Linked DNA regions of Homo sapiens: regions 1, 2, 4 and 5 are each linked to region 3. Evidence: chromatin contacts called from ENCODE Hi-C or POLR2A ChIA-PET data. All regions are on one chromosome and are shown on one strand. Each heading gives the region's core, a stretch centred on a gene start or an enhancer-like site at or near the end of the contact. The rest is flanking DNA. Distances are from core to core; before and after follow the strand shown.

Region 1 (2,700 bases), core at 8-2,507, 310 kb before region 3:
ACTTCCAGAGTCCTTTGTCCTTCCTGCTTCTTCCAACTGCAAATTCTCTTGCTCTTTTCCAGTCCTGATAGAGAAGTTATCCATCAACCTCCACTCTTCTTATATACCCACGGAATGAAAATGGCCAGGAAGGGGGTGTTGGGAGAACTGATAGGAATGCAACAGGTTCCCAGTGCGCAACTTTGCTCCCACCCACCCGCCTGGTCTCTCAGTGCGCAATCTTGTCACAGCTCCAAAGAGTAGATAGGGTGGGAAATAGGAGGGGAGGCCTCCAGATGAGCCCGACTGTATCAAGTTGGTCAAATCAGCTCCAGTGGATATGTGGTCTTCATAACATACTAGGATGCAAGTAGAAGTTCTGATCTGGGAGGCTCAGGTGCCTGCACAATGCTTCCCCTCACCAGCTGAGTGTGCCTGCGCTCCCGACCCGAGAGGAGCTTTTGGGGAATTAAAACCACCACCCCGGAGGAGGGTTTGGGTTGCGTGAAACCACGAGGCTCCACGAGAAGGGGAGGTACCTGCGAGGCGGCCAGGTCACCACCAGGCGGCGCGTCGGACCCGAGTAGCGAAGAGCAGTCAGCGAGGTCCTGCAGGTCTATGGTGGTGAGGGCTGCGCGGGGAGACCGGGAGACACGCGCCGGGCGGGCCCTGAGCCTCTCCGCCAGGCTCGCAGCTAGGACGTCAGAGCCCGGGGGAGAGAAGCTCCTCCGAGCTGTGCGCGCCGCACCCTCCCGGCGCGGGGAACCCGAGGGGTAGCGTGGGTGCCACGGGGCTCACCTGGCAGCGCTGTGGGCTCGGCGTCCGGGGGATCCTCGTACACCGACACCGGGCTCCCGCCTGTGCATCCGGGGAAGAACTTCCGCGGAGGAGCGAACTGGCCGGGCACACAAACGTTGAACGCGGGTCAGCCCTCGGGGCACCGAGCGCGCAGACCCCGCCCGGCCCGAATCAACCGCCCCACCTTCCTCTCCGGCTTCCCCGGCTTGCAGAGCAGCGCCCGGCCCGGCAGTGCCAGCATTCTGTTGGGGCAGATGCTGTCGAAGGCCCGACGGCCGGCCGCGCCGCCCCCGCACGCCTGCATTGTGCCTCCTGCCTCCGGGTGCCGACTGCTCGGAGGCGGCGGCCCGGGCTGGGGCAGCGATCCACACCCTGCACTCCCTTCAGTGCCTGCAGGCTCCGAAGCCAGCCAGAGGTTGGGGCAGGCGCGTGACCGAGAAGGAGCCGAGGGGCTGCCGAGGAGGTGCTGAGAGATGGCGGGGGAGGGGGAGGACCGCCGCGCGGGAGGGGTGGCTTGCGCCTGAGCGCCAGAGGTGGCGCCTTCAGCCCGGGACAATCTGCGCGCGGGCGGAGGCGTTAAACCCAACCTGGCAACCGGGCTTCCCCCGGGAGCCGCCAGCGCGGGGCCCCGGCCCGCCAGCGCCGTTTCGGCGAGCTTTGGCGCCGCCGCCTCCCGGACGCGCCAGGCGAAGAGAGGGAGAAGGAGGGGCGGGCAAACGCCGGTCTCCCTCGCCCTGGGTACCGTCTTCCCGCTTACAGACAGGGGGAATGGCAAAGTTAACGATTATTTCCTTTTCTTCCCACTCCAGCCACAAGGCGCACGAAATAAACGTGGAGTGACACCCGCCAGCGCTAGACTCCGGCCTTTGCGCTCCTGCAGGATTTAGTAAGGATGTAGAATACCGGCAGGGATGCCCTGGAACAGCCCCCTTATTACAGAAGCCCCTTCCCTCAAACCTGAACCTTATCCTGGGTCCTGACTTATGGATTTCCACGTGGTCTCTTTTGGCCTGACGCCAAGAGCCCGCCCCGCTCCCCAAGCCCCGCACTCTTCTCGGCAGTGGCGCGTGAGCACAGCCTTTAAAAGACCGTCCGTTAAGAAAAAGTGACACTACGAACCCTCCTCCACTTTCTGAAAACGCCACAGTGGAAAGTACCGAATCCCCGAAAACCCTGTTCCTGTCTTTCCTAGTGGCCTCAGCGGCCCATCGCCACGTTTGGCTGGTCTCTTCGCAGTCGTAGTTGCCATTCCCAAGCCAACACCTCTCCAAGGAATGGGCATTTTCCTGAGTCCGAGGCATCTCCTAGGGAGGGGCATCCTTAGGCGAGGGACCTTTCTCAGTACCACTCATATTCATCCAATTTGAACAGTCGTCTGAAATTGGAATCTTTGTGTACCCACCCCCCTATGTTGGGCACCTTGTTTTCCCCTTATACCTAGTAGTCGTAGTGAAAGAGCCTCTAGTAAGAAACAAGATACCCTAACAGCGGTGGAAGGTAATCCAATGGTAGAGCTGGAATAGAGTGAGAGACTCTCTGACCCAGGAGTAGATGCAGAAACTGAATTGATGTGAGGTCAGCCAGCTAGAGTTGGTGTGGTATGGCTCATGGTGAGGAGCTCTGGCTTTAGGGTCAGAGTGCCTGAGGACCAGGTCCATGAGCCCTAGGTCTTTAGGAAAAAAAGTTACACTGGCCTCAATAGAGTTGCTGTGAAGATGAGTGAGATTATTTATGTAAAGTGACTGGTGCTTAGTATGGGTAAATTAGTGATTTTTTAAAAGCCTTTTCAGCTGTATTTCCAGCTTCCCACAACTTGTTCCTAGCCCTGTCTCCTGTTTCCTCTGGTTTCTGAGTAGCACGACCACTAGCCAGTCCATCTCCATCTCCATCCCCATCCTCACCCACTTTCCAGCCTTTAAAATG
Region 2 (2,700 bases), core at 63-2,562, 370 kb after region 3:
TGCTCCTGGCTTATTGTCATTCTTAATAAAATTTCTGATTGATCAAATTTCTGTTAGACACAGATTATCGACTTTAAAAATATTATAAAATACACTTTAAAGTTATGCTAAATTCACTTAGGTTTTTTTTGGCTTTGTGTCAGATACGACTGTGTGATCATCAATTATAAGGGTCCTAGATCAGGTATTGGCACACTGCAGCTTGCAGGTTAAATCTGGTTGGACACTTGTTATTGTAAATGAAGTTTCACTCTAACACAACCACACATATTTGCTCACATATTATTTATGGCTTCTTTTGTGCAACGGTGGCTAAGTTGAATAGTTATGACAGAGACGACCTAGCCCACAAAACCTAAAATCTAAAATATTTGCTATCTGGCTCTTTACAGAGAAACTTTACAGATGCTAGTCCCAGACATAAAAGAAAATAATGTTCTGGATGTGCACGATGGCTCACGCCTGTAATCCCAGCACTTTGAGGCCAAGACGGGTGGATCGCTGAGTTCAGGAGTTCAAGACAAGTCCAGGCAACATAGTGAAACCTTGTTTCTACAAAAAAAAAAAAAAAAAAAATACAAAAATTAGCCAGGCCTGGTGGCATGTGCCTGTAGTCCCAGCTACTTGAGAGGCTGAGGGGGAAGAATCGCTTGAGCCAAAGAGGTTGAGGCTGCAGTGAGCCGAGATTGTACCACTGCACTCCAGCCTGAGTGACAGAGCGAGACCCTGTCTCAAAAACAAACAAAAGAAAGTAATATTCTACAGAATTTTGCTTACTAAAGTGGAGGCAACTGGAGAATGAGAATAATAACTAGAGAATAATAAGATAATTTTTGTAAGTATAACTATCATTAAGTAATAGTTATCATACATTGTCTACTAGTATGTGTCAGGAATTGTGCTAAGATAACATAGGTTTTCCCATTTTAGCCTTGACATGACTCATGATGTAGATGCTGTGAGATCTATTTTATAGACGGCAAAGGGATTCAGGCAAGCTTAGTAATGTGCCCAAGGTCTCTGGAGTGGGATGATTCCAGCTCGGATCTGCAGGATTCCCAACTTGTACCATATCCCACAACCTTAGATGTGTTATTCATAAAGTGACTTGAATTCCGGTCACAGATGCTGTGTGACACTGAACTGGTTATTGACCTGTGCGGGCCTCCACGTTCCCCTCTTGGAATAAGGGCTTGGAATGAGGTTCCTTCTGCTCAGCACGCCCTGGGTTTTGTGAGACCCGAGACAGCAGGCAGCGGTGGCGTGGTCCCAGGCAGGGCATCGGAAAGCCCGGCCACTGTGTCATAAGGCCAGAGGAGGAAGATGGGCCCAAGTTGGGGCAGAGCTCAGGATGGGCCAGGACGGTTGGCAAAGGAGAAGCAGCACCAGCACGTGAGCCCCGGGTGACTGTCTTCATGCAGATCACAAGAAATCAATGGCTTTCACAGTCAAAGCCCCTCCCTGCTTCTTCAAGGAAGGATCTGTGTTTCCCACCACACCTGGGGATGTTTGGAGTAATTGCTCAGAAAGCTCTTGTTGAATGATGGAAGGACCCGGCGATTCGTTTATATTGAGTAGAGTGATGACTTGGAAATTCCCCTTTTGGCGCCCCTTGGTGTGGCCAGGCTTTCCCCTTTCAAGGTTGACTCATGGTTTCCTGGGGCCGGCGCCACGCCCCTGTGGTCTCCGCAGTCTCTGCAGTGCACTTGGCGCTTTAGACCCGGATCTCCCTGCTCCTCAGAGCTCCAGTGTTGGTGAGAAGGAGTGTGGGTTTAGACACCAACACTGGCTTCTTCAGGCCAGGATTTGTGGGCAATCATTTTTTAAAAAAGTGCCTCCAGGGAGATGAGGAAGCTGCAGAAGCAGGCCAGGACAGGGCAGAGGCTGAGATGAAGGTGGGCTTTCAGGGCTGCCAAAACGAAGCACTGCAGACTGGGGGGCTTCAAACAACAGAACTTTATTGTCTCATGGTCCTGGAGGCCAGAAGTCCCACATCAAGGTGCTGGTTGGCCATGCTCCCTAAAGTCTCTAGGGGAGAATCCTTCCTTACCCCTTCCAGCTTGTAGTGGCCCCAGGTATTCCTTGGCTTGTGGTAGCTCCAGTAACTCCCATAAATCCAATCTCTGCTTCAGTCTTCACATGGCTAGCTTCTTGTGTGTCTCTGTTTCCATGCCCAGATTCCTCTTTTCTTATAAAGGGCCCACTGTCTTAACTAATTACATCTGCAATGGCCTATTTCCAAATACAGTCACATTGTGTGGCACTGGGTATATACTTTGGGGGGATACAATTCAACCTGTAACAGGTACAATCTGAGATAAAAGCCCCAGGGAGGGGGGTTCCCACTGGATCTTGCAGGGGACTCTATCTAGAGTGTGAGTGACATCTCATAGTCATCCCAGCCAAGCAAAACACAAGCACACAGTAAGAAGGAAGCTGAGTGGGTCTGGGTGGAGCGCCAACATTGGCTGCTAGAAGAGTCTAGTTACATCTCCAAGGCTCCAGCAGGGACTTTCAGCCAGGACTGGCTGGGTATGCTTCCAGGCGGTGAGCAGGGGAAGGCTGGAAGGAGAAACTCAGAGCCCTAGGGTTAGGTGGGGTCAATCTCCAGGCTCTGTGCTTCTTGCCCCGGCCTCTGCTCCTTCTGTGGCTTCACATTTCCTCCATGCCTCAGTTGTCCTTCTCAGAGTTACCTTTTCA
Region 3 (2,700 bases), core at 141-2,640:
GACTTCCATCCAGGTGGCTAAAGCCACAGATCTCCCACCCTGAGAACTTGCCAATACTACTACTATTCTGATTACTTCAACATGAGTAGGACTATCCAAACCTCCAGCAGCTCTTGCTTTGTTTTTGTTTATTCCATCATATATAAATAGTTCACAGCATAACTGCCTTATACAATACATAAAAAGTGAAAACTACTCCTTCCAACGCCCATCCCTTATCCAAATGATTCCAGTTCTTTCTCTTCAAAAGAAAGGAGTAACTGGCAACCAGAAGCCTCATAACTGAACTCTTCCAATCAGGAAGACAATGCGAAATCTGCTGCAGCCAAAGAATGTCTACTGCTCCTTGAGACACTGTCACAAGAGATGGAAAGCTACACCATGGCAAGGTCTGGGCAGACAAGGAAACAGGTCTGGGGTACCGCATCCTCCCCCACCCCCAAAACTTCTTTAGACCTATACGCAAAAACTTGGCGTGCTCATCCCTACTTGCAACCTGACAATTTACAACCTGGCACACCTTCTAATTAGGAACTAGTTCTAGCCTTTTATAGCCGAAATATTAAACTGCTTCTCACGATAAATCAGGCACTGGCGCCTGCTACTGAGAATCCCCTGTGCATCAAACCTCCAGTTTCACTACTGAGATGGGCCAGTGACCAGGCTCCTCTACCGTACAGAGGGGAGGAGCCCACCCTGCTCTGCTAGAGTGGAACTGCAAACAGAGGACAGGAGCAAGGTATGGAGCGCAGAGGCGTGAACAGCGTCCAAGCAGGGCTGGGCTCATCGCACCGGCGGGCGACAGACAGCGGCGGGCACGCGGGAGCCGGGGTGCAGGCTGCAAAGCGGGGTCCCTCGGCTGCAGAAGCCGCCCCCGTGTGTCGCCCCACAGCTGCGCACGCGTCAGGCAACACACCCCCGCTGCCCGTCGCGGCTCTGCGCTAAAGCCCTCCCGGGACAGCCGCACACGCCCCTCGGACCCGGCGGCGCGTACGTACCCAGCAACACGCAGAGCACATCGAGGGCCACGTACGGCAGCCGCGTCTTGTCAAACATGGTCTCTGCCCGGGCTGCCCGGCAAGGGCGATGGACTGAGCTGCGGGACGGCGGCCGAGGCCCTTGATTCTCGAGCCCGGGCCGGGGCTGGCGACGGCCCCGAGCTACGGCCCCTCCCAGCCGGAGGAGGAGAGCAGCCGAGGGCGGGCTGAGACCGGGCGGCGCTCCCACCGCCAGCAATGGCGCCCGGGGCCCTCCCCTCACAGCCCCCGCGAACACTCGGTTAGTGCCGAGGCGCTCGTGTGCCAGCCGCGGCAGCTCTGTAGCCTCAGGACCTCCTCAGCCGGCACGGCCTGCCCCGGTTGCTCCCCGTCCGGATCCCGGCGCTCTCTCCCACAGGCGGGGCGTCCAGACTCTCGCTTTAAGGATGGGGACCGGCAGGGAGGAGGAACGCGGGGTCCAGCCCCTCCCGCTGAGCAGCGCAGGACCGGGCAGCGCGCGGGTTCGCGGGCGGGGGGAGTGCAGCAGGGGCGGGGCCAGGGAAACCCCAGGCCGCGGCGGTCAGCCAATCAGCGCCGTCGGCCTCATCCCTCCCGACCTGCGGCATCCGCCCAGAAGTGCGGCTCTCGGCAGCCGGGCGGGGCGTGGGGGCGGCTCCCGTTCCGATCCAGGGGGCTTTGCTCTGGACCGCAATTGCTCAGGTGGTCTCCGAACTCGGCCTCGGTACCCCCACTAGGCATTGCTGCTTTCAGAGAGCTAGGCTCCCTACCCAACGATCCTAGAGCACCGGCTGCCTGCCACTCCCCACCCCTTCCATGGGGATGAGGTAATAAACAGGTCAGATTGTTACCACTGAGTTTAAGGGGGGAAAAGAGGTCAGAGTAGGCAGGAACAGAGACGCTCTCCTTTAGTTTGGTACCTCTGAGCCCTTTCTCACTTAGGCCTCAACGTTGACCTCCCTGTGTCCTGGCTGAGCCCAAATGTTAGCAAGAAGCATGCTAAATCATCCATCCTCGATACCTGATCACCGTTGAATTCTTGATATTTAATATCGGATTAGATTCCTTATATTACACCTTTGTTGTAGAAGCCCTTGACCTGCCTTTAGCCAGAATCCCTCTACCCTTGATGTCTCCTCTTAGTAATTTTCCATCCACCGTCACCTCCCTCACAGACACGGTGCCTGTTCCTTGGCTATAAATCCCCTGCTGTCTTTGCTGTATTCTGAGTTGAGCTCAATTTCTCTCTCCTGTTCCAATAGTCATGACCCTTATTGTAATAATCTTGAATAAATTATTCATGTGTTTGACAAGTGTCAGGATAATTTTCTTTAACAGCAGCAAGCACTCCCCCTGCCCCATACCCAGGAGGACCCTAGCCCACATTTAGTAATCTCAGTTTCCTAATATGTAAAATGGGGATTTTTTAAATAAATACCTAATACTCAGACATCACAAGTACTTTGAATTTATTGTGACCTTGCAATCTGAGGCCCTTGTAACTCTGGAAGTAAAGAAAGCCACATGATAAACAATGGCCCATCTTTCTCAGGTGTAAATTGCTTAAAGCTTTTACAGCTTTAAGCTGCCCAGTGTTCCAGTCTGGAGGAAGAAGTGAAACCCAGAAAAGATTATATGATAGTGGCTTTATCTAGAGTTAAACCGTCTACAGATGTTAATGATTGGTATATTTTCTCTTTAAATA
Region 4 (2,700 bases), core at 17-2,516, 390 kb after region 3:
CTTCCTGCCCAACTTCAATATAAGTGTGGACTAAAATGCGAGAAAGGTGTCCTGTGGTCTATGCAAATTAGAAAGGACATGCAGAGTTTTCCAACTAGGAAGACTGAATCTGTGGCCCCAAGAGAACCATCTCTGAAGACTGGGTATGTGGTCTTTTCCACACATGGACCACCTACGGATGCAATCTGTAATGCATGTGCATGAGAAGTCTGTTATTAAGTAGAGTGTGAAAACATGGTTATGGTAATAGGAACAGCTTTTAAAATGCTTTTGTATTTGGGCCTTTCATACAAAAAAGCCATAATACCATTTTCATGTAATGCTATACTTCTATACTATTTTCATGTAATACTATACTTCTATACTATTTTCATGTAATACTATACTTCTATACTATTTTCATGTAATACTATACTTCTATATTAAAGTTTTACCCACTCAGCCAGGTGCAGTGACTCACACCTTTAATCCCAGCACCTTGGGAGGCTGAGGTGGGCAGATCACTTGAGGTCAGGAGTTTGAGACCAGCCTGGGCAACATGCTGAAACCCTGTCTCTACAAAAAATACAAAAATTAGCCAGGCGTGGTGGTGCGCACCTGTAATCTCAGCTACACGGGAGTCTGAGGCAGGAGAATCACTTGAACCCGCGAGGCAGAGATTGCAGTGAGCCAAGATCGTGCCTCTGCTCTCCAGCCTGGGCAACAGAGCAAGACCCTGTCTTAAAGTTTTACCTACTCAGCTATCTAAACTGAGGCTCCACAATGTAAATACGTGAGAGATCAGGGAAGCCTGGTGGCTGTGGGAAAGGGCTCCAGTTGACCAGGACTCGGCAGCTCATTACACTCTTTGCTGCAGGAAATGACTCCTGCCTGCATTTCCTGTGGAGGATCCGAGACCCACGCCCGGGCTCTCATTGTCTTCCTATTCCAGGCTCCTTCCCGCTCCTGGAGCTGCCGCTGGGTCTCAGCTCTCTGCTCTGAGGCTACGCCGCAGCTACAGCTCCCTGACCTGTTCCTGTTCAGGCTCCCAGGAAACCTCAGAGTGGCAGGTGCCTGCTGTTTCCTCTGTCTCCCGCCCATCCCACCACGGCCTCTCCTGTACTTTCAATTTGTTTTTCTTTAGCCATTCCTTCCCTTCAGCTTCTAAACACAGTTGGGTCACTTCCATTAAAGAAAGAAAGAGCCCCTGGATCTTCCTCTCCCTCTGGCTGCCCACAGACTCTTGTCACAACGCAGGCCGTGGTTTAAAGGGAACGTGGTCTACAGCCCGTCTGGCAGCTTCTCCAGGCAGCTGAACTTGTTTCCGTTTTTGGTAGTGAGAAAATTGCACCGCTAGAACTTTCTAGAGGTGTAGAAAGCAGGGAGTCACTCAACCCATTCTGGTTCGGGGGACTGCCAGATTTTTTTTAAAAAAAAGGGGGTGTAGAAAGCAAGTGAGACCAAACAATTTTGGGACAAGGAATACGGACACAGAACAGACTGGTAAGTACCCAAGTGTATGACAAACATCCACCATGGATCTAGGAGAAGCCCTGGGGCAGGGTGATATTCACCCGCAGAGACCCCTGTTCATCACTAAGCTTATGAAGAACCATTGACTGGCATTTAACACCAGGTGCTGTGCTCAAGGTGTGGCACGCAGTACCCAGTAAGCCTCACAACTGCATTGTGAGTAGGTAGCTCTGGCCAGTGGCAGATGAGGAGGCTGTGCTCAGAGAGGCTAGATGACTTGGCGGAGGCTCTCTGAGGCTCTAAGCGGGAAGTGGGGGGTTGGAGCCCAGCCCTTTGACTTTCCTTGTGCTTTTCTACCTCGGGTGAGTAAGATGACCAAGGGACTGGGGAGATCAAGAGGAGTGGAGACTCCAAGGGGACCCCTTTTTGGTGAGACGTGTAGACCATTCCCCTCTCCCCTGGGTGCCTGCAGAGAGCTCTTGAGACTGGTTTTAGAGCCAGTGAGGTCTAAGAGAAATGCTGACGGCAGGTGTGGGGATGGAGAGGGGAACCATGTCCATGTTCACAGCCCTGGTGACAAGAAGACAGAAGCCCCCAGGGACCCAGAGCTTCAGAAGGGTTTACGATGGCTACAGAAGCAGGTAGTCCCATGACGGTGTAGAATCTGTAAGCACCCCCAGGAGCTGGGCAGGGCAAAAGCAGGTCTGCTGGAAGAGTGGATGTCCCATGACTGTTGGAATAAGGTACCACGTGGGTGCCTCCTCCCACCCCTCCTTCCCCCTCCCCCACCCCCACGCGCCCTTGGGGCAAAGCGAGACTCGTATCAAAATAAAAATAAGTTATTGGCTCACGAGTTACACTTTCAGAGTCCACAGACTTAGCAAGGATTCGTGTCCTCTTGCCGCTGTAACACATTTCCATAAGCTCAATGCCTTAAACAACAGGAATTGATGATTTCACAGTTCTGCAGGTTGGAAGTCACACTGGGCTACAGTCCAGGTGCTGGCAGGGCTGTGTTCCTCTCTGGAGGCCATAGGGAAGAGTCTTCCTTGCCTCCTCCAGCTCCTAGGCGATGCCTTTATTCCTTGGCTTGCGGCTCCTTCCTCCGTCTGCGGAGCCAGCGGTGTTGCGTCTCTCAGTTCTGCAGTCACACTCGCTCTGTGTGCAGGACCTGGGCTGCACAGCATGAAGGCCCCAACTAAAGCCTCCGTCTCCATGTAGGGACTTTCTCCCGAGATGCCAGGTTTG
Region 5 (2,700 bases), core at 167-2,666, 460 kb after region 3:
ATTTCAGTTCATAGTTCAAAAATACTTCCAAATAGGAATTAACATGAATTTAAGAAATTAACATAATGGCACACAGCTAAACTGATGATCTGAGTCCGTAATTTCAAATTAAGAGTTGTTCCAACTTGAAGCTGGCAGTCATACACAGTTTAAAGGGTTTGTTTACAGCACTGTCAAAAGCAAATACCACAATCTTTCAGAAAATTCACCCTGGCATTCTAATAACTAGTTATTTTAAGGCAGTATAATTGTTGAAATACTTCACAAACTAAGCCAAAATGCGTTTCCTTCTGAAGGCAAAAAAAAAAAAAAAAAAAAAAGGTGACGTCTTATTTTTAACCTGTGATTTTTTTTTTTTTTCAGTTTCGGATTATGAAATAAAATGCTGTTCATCCACTGAAGAACAGACCCTTGCTTCCTGCACTATCTTCAAAAGTTTAGGTCGGAGGAGGTAAAATTTTAAAAACTGATTTGTTCTCCTTGGGATACAGTGAGATGTGGAATTCGTTAGGAATGATAATTATTAATAGAAAAGATCAAAAGAAGGAAAGAAACGTTAATAGTGTTTATAAGCATTGTGAACTTTCAACAAAGCTGAAACGTTACGATTTCAAGATGAAAAAACGGCTTTGGGGAAGGGAAATCCACCTCGAGAATGAAGACAAGTGCGGAGCGAATAGAATTTCAGGGGAGATGAAAAGGGGATTGGGAAAAACGTGGGATCTGGTAACAAAAAGGGGGGTTTGTTCTTGAAGGGCGTTCTGCGGGGCGGGCGTTAAGAGGGGTGCGTGCGTGCGCCTGGGTGAAGTTTGTACTCAGGGCTGCGATAATCGAGGTGACAAAGTTGTGGAAGTAGAATTCGGAGGTCCGGGAGCAGGAAGGGGAAGGAATGTGGGGATTTCCAGGCTGGGCTGACAAGTTCCGGGCGCTGCTCTCAGGGGGAAGGGAGGTCTCCTCGAGTGCCAGATAGCCCGTCCGAAACCACCGACACTCTAACTCCAGCTACGCGACCCAGCACCCGGCCCCTCCTCACCTCAGGCCGCGCCGCCTCGACCCTCCGCGTCTCCACAGCGCACGAACCCCTTGGCGCCAGGCTGGGCCAGACCCGTCGGCCTGGCAGGCGCGGCCCCCGGTTCAGCTGCGCCGGGGCGGCCCAGCGCGACTCCGCGGGCCTTTTGGCTGCTCGCCCCGGCTCCGGAACACTGTCAGATCCTTCTCCGCAGAGGTAGCGCGCCACCCCAGTCCCGCGGCGGGGCGGGGCGCTCCCCAATCCCGCCCAGCTGCGCCCCCGGCCGGCCAACGCTGCGCCCCGCCCCCTACCGGGACCTAGGCGCTGATTGGCCCCTGAGAGACCCTTTGCGCCCAGGCATTGGTCCAGTGGCCGCCTGTCGACGAGGGGGCGGGACTCCGAGGGGTAGCGATTCCCGTAACGCGGCTCTTCGCGTCCCGGATTCCGGTGGCTGCGTCCGCGTCGCCTCTCCCAGACTAGATCGAAGGGTTCCCCCCACCTCCCCTCTGTGGGCGGAAAGAGCGGAATGTTCCATTTTTCTGTGGAATAACGGGGTCATGAACTGGAGCCCGGGTGCTGCCCGCCGCCCGCTGCCCCCGCCCTCCCTTCTCGCCAGGGCGCCTGCGGCCTCTCTTCGCGGCCTTCCCCGAGGGACTCAGAGCCGCGAGGGACCGCCTAGCTCCCTTGGGGATGGGGAAGGCGTGGGAGCCTCTTGGGGAAAGTGAAGAGCTCGGTGGCCGTGACTCCGCACGAGACTGCGGCAGATTGTGGCGGCGGCTTCTCTCCAAGACTTACGTAAACGAGCCTTGCCACAGTACTTTTTTAAATTAGTAAATGAGTTTGGGTGCGATTGATCAGTGAGCCCCAGAGGTGGTGGCCCACCAAGCGACTAGTGTTTCTTTGCGGTTTGTACCTCCCCGTTTATGATAAAAAATACCGGGTAAAAACCTATTCATCCCGCCTCCGCCCCCCCCTTTCCCTCAGAAAATGGACCTCAAGGCTCATGATGTTTGTTTCTCCCCAAAGGAAGATGAGAATCTTGAGTTAAAAGATAAGGCATGTGCGTGCGTGCGTGTGGGGTGTGTGCGTGGGTGTCTGTAAAAGTAAACACCCAAAGGTAGAGGTTTTTGTGGAAGAATGAGAGGATATAGGAAGGAAATAATGGTTTAATGAACTTAAATTATATCCATAAATTAACAATTATAAAGTTCTTCATTATATTGAGGATTCAGATAGAGTAAAACATAGATCGAATTTTAATCTCTTAGTTGTTGATCAGATAATTTATAAAAGGGCAAAGTGGGCCTGCTAACGGAGTCGCAGGCAAAGTAGATGGTGCTGCAGCTGATGTGTTCAGCTCTTGCTCCTCCCTGTCATCCTATATCTAACCTATAGATTGTGACCAGATTCTGTTCTAGCTTTGCCATTTAGAGGGGTGTTTATTTTAAAACAAATTTTTATAAAAATTTGTTAAATTGAAAATTTTGTATAGATCCAGGAAACTTGATTTTTTTGTTGTTGTTCACAGTCTCACTCTGTCACCCAGGCTGGAGTGCAGTGGCTGGATCATGCTCACCGCACGTTCAAATTCCTGGGCTCTAGCGATCCTCCCACCTCAACCTCCCAAGTATCTCAGACTACAGGTGCCCCTACAATACCTGGCCAATTTTTAAAATTTTTGGAGAGACAAG

Evidence for each region. Hi-C counts contacts between places; a loop is a spot of excess contacts on that map. ChIA-PET counts read pairs that join two places held with the same protein, here RNA polymerase II (POLR2A). Pooled maps may share reads with other maps.
Region 1: a map with no recorded cell type shows a loop between it and region 3 (7-fold over the local background). The contact joins the promoter of MCIDAS here to the promoter of PLPP1 in region 3. A Hi-C loop is called at or near these places in 1 of 168 maps with a recorded cell type or tissue (endothelial cell of umbilical vein), 5 of 37 single-sample maps with no recorded cell type and 12 of 50 pooled maps. POLR2A ChIA-PET finds 5 or more read pairs at or near these places in 2 of 52 experiments (AG04449 and HEK293).
Region 2: a map of GM12878 shows a loop between it and region 3 (2.4-fold over the local background). The contact joins the enhancer-like site here to the promoter of PLPP1 in region 3. A Hi-C loop is called at or near these places in 2 of 168 maps with a recorded cell type or tissue (GM12878 and chondrocyte), 11 of 37 single-sample maps with no recorded cell type and 7 of 50 pooled maps. POLR2A ChIA-PET finds 5 or more read pairs at or near these places in 1 of 52 experiments (activated T-cell).
Region 4: a map of endothelial cell of umbilical vein shows a loop between it and region 3 (3-fold over the local background). The contact joins the enhancer-like site here to the promoter of PLPP1 in region 3. A Hi-C loop is called at or near these places in 2 of 168 maps with a recorded cell type or tissue (chondrocyte and endothelial cell of umbilical vein), 8 of 37 single-sample maps with no recorded cell type and 6 of 50 pooled maps. POLR2A ChIA-PET finds 5 or more read pairs at or near these places in 1 of 52 experiments (activated T-cell).
Region 5: a loop to region 3 is called in a map of natural killer cell, with 6 times the contacts of the local background. The contact joins the promoter of IL6ST-DT here to the promoter of PLPP1 in region 3. A Hi-C loop is called at or near these places in 4 of 168 maps with a recorded cell type or tissue (B cell, CD8-positive, alpha-beta T cell, natural killer cell and 1 more), 1 of 37 single-sample maps with no recorded cell type and 15 of 50 pooled maps.

What each region holds. Positions count from the first base shown.
Region 1 is chr5:55,226,058-55,228,757 of GRCh38, forward strand. It overlaps MCIDAS (multiciliate differentiation and DNA synthesis associated cell cycle protein), which reads right to left and starts at 1,258. Exons shown (of 7, transcript NM_001190787.3): 1 at 962-1,258; 2 at 778-874; 3 at 519-610. The coding sequence starts at 1,081. LOC124900978 (a long non-coding RNA gene) reads left to right here and starts at 561. Exons shown (of 2, transcript XR_007058773.1): 1 at 561-1,240; 2 at 1,587-2,700. RefSeq lists silencers at 1,008-1,077, 1,128-1,277, 1,428-1,517.
Region 2 is chr5:55,901,904-55,904,603 of GRCh38, forward strand. All of the region lies in intron 8 of IL31RA (interleukin 31 receptor A), which reads left to right. Among named protein-coding and RNA genes, the nearest start is that of IL31RA, 52 kb to the left of the region's middle. RefSeq lists enhancers at 998-1,499, 1,289-1,938, 1,500-1,999. Within about 2 kb of position 1,313, at least 2 of the 41 ENCODE cell types and tissues checked have a DNase peak (open chromatin) inside an H3K27ac peak, as active enhancers do; they include GM12878, where a contact is called at or near this core.
Region 3 is chr5:55,533,574-55,536,273 of GRCh38, forward strand. PLPP1 (phospholipid phosphatase 1) reads right to left here and starts at 1,391. Exons shown (of 6, transcript NM_003711.4): 1 at 999-1,391. The coding sequence starts at 1,056. It also overlaps the pseudogene RNF138P1. RefSeq lists a silencer at 974-1,613 and an enhancer at 1,844-1,913.
Region 4 is chr5:55,922,410-55,925,109 of GRCh38, forward strand. IL31RA (interleukin 31 receptor A) reads left to right here. Exons shown (of 15, transcript NM_139017.7): 15 at 1-441. Among named protein-coding and RNA genes, the nearest start is that of IL6ST, 71 kb to the right of the region's middle. RefSeq lists an enhancer at 423-1,023. Within about 2 kb of position 1,267, at least 10 of the 41 ENCODE cell types and tissues checked have a DNase peak (open chromatin) inside an H3K27ac peak, as active enhancers do; they include endothelial cell of umbilical vein, where a contact is called at or near this core.
Region 5 is chr5:55,993,751-55,996,450 of GRCh38, forward strand. IL6ST-DT (IL6ST divergent transcript) reads left to right here and starts at 1,417. Exons shown (of 2, transcript NR_102755.1): 1 at 1,417-1,804. IL6ST (interleukin 6 cytokine family signal transducer) reads right to left here and starts at 1,213. Exons shown (of 17, transcript NM_002184.4): 1 at 1,034-1,213. RefSeq lists cis regulatory regions at 1-2,299, 993-1,666, a silencer at 944-1,423 and an enhancer at 1,255-1,766.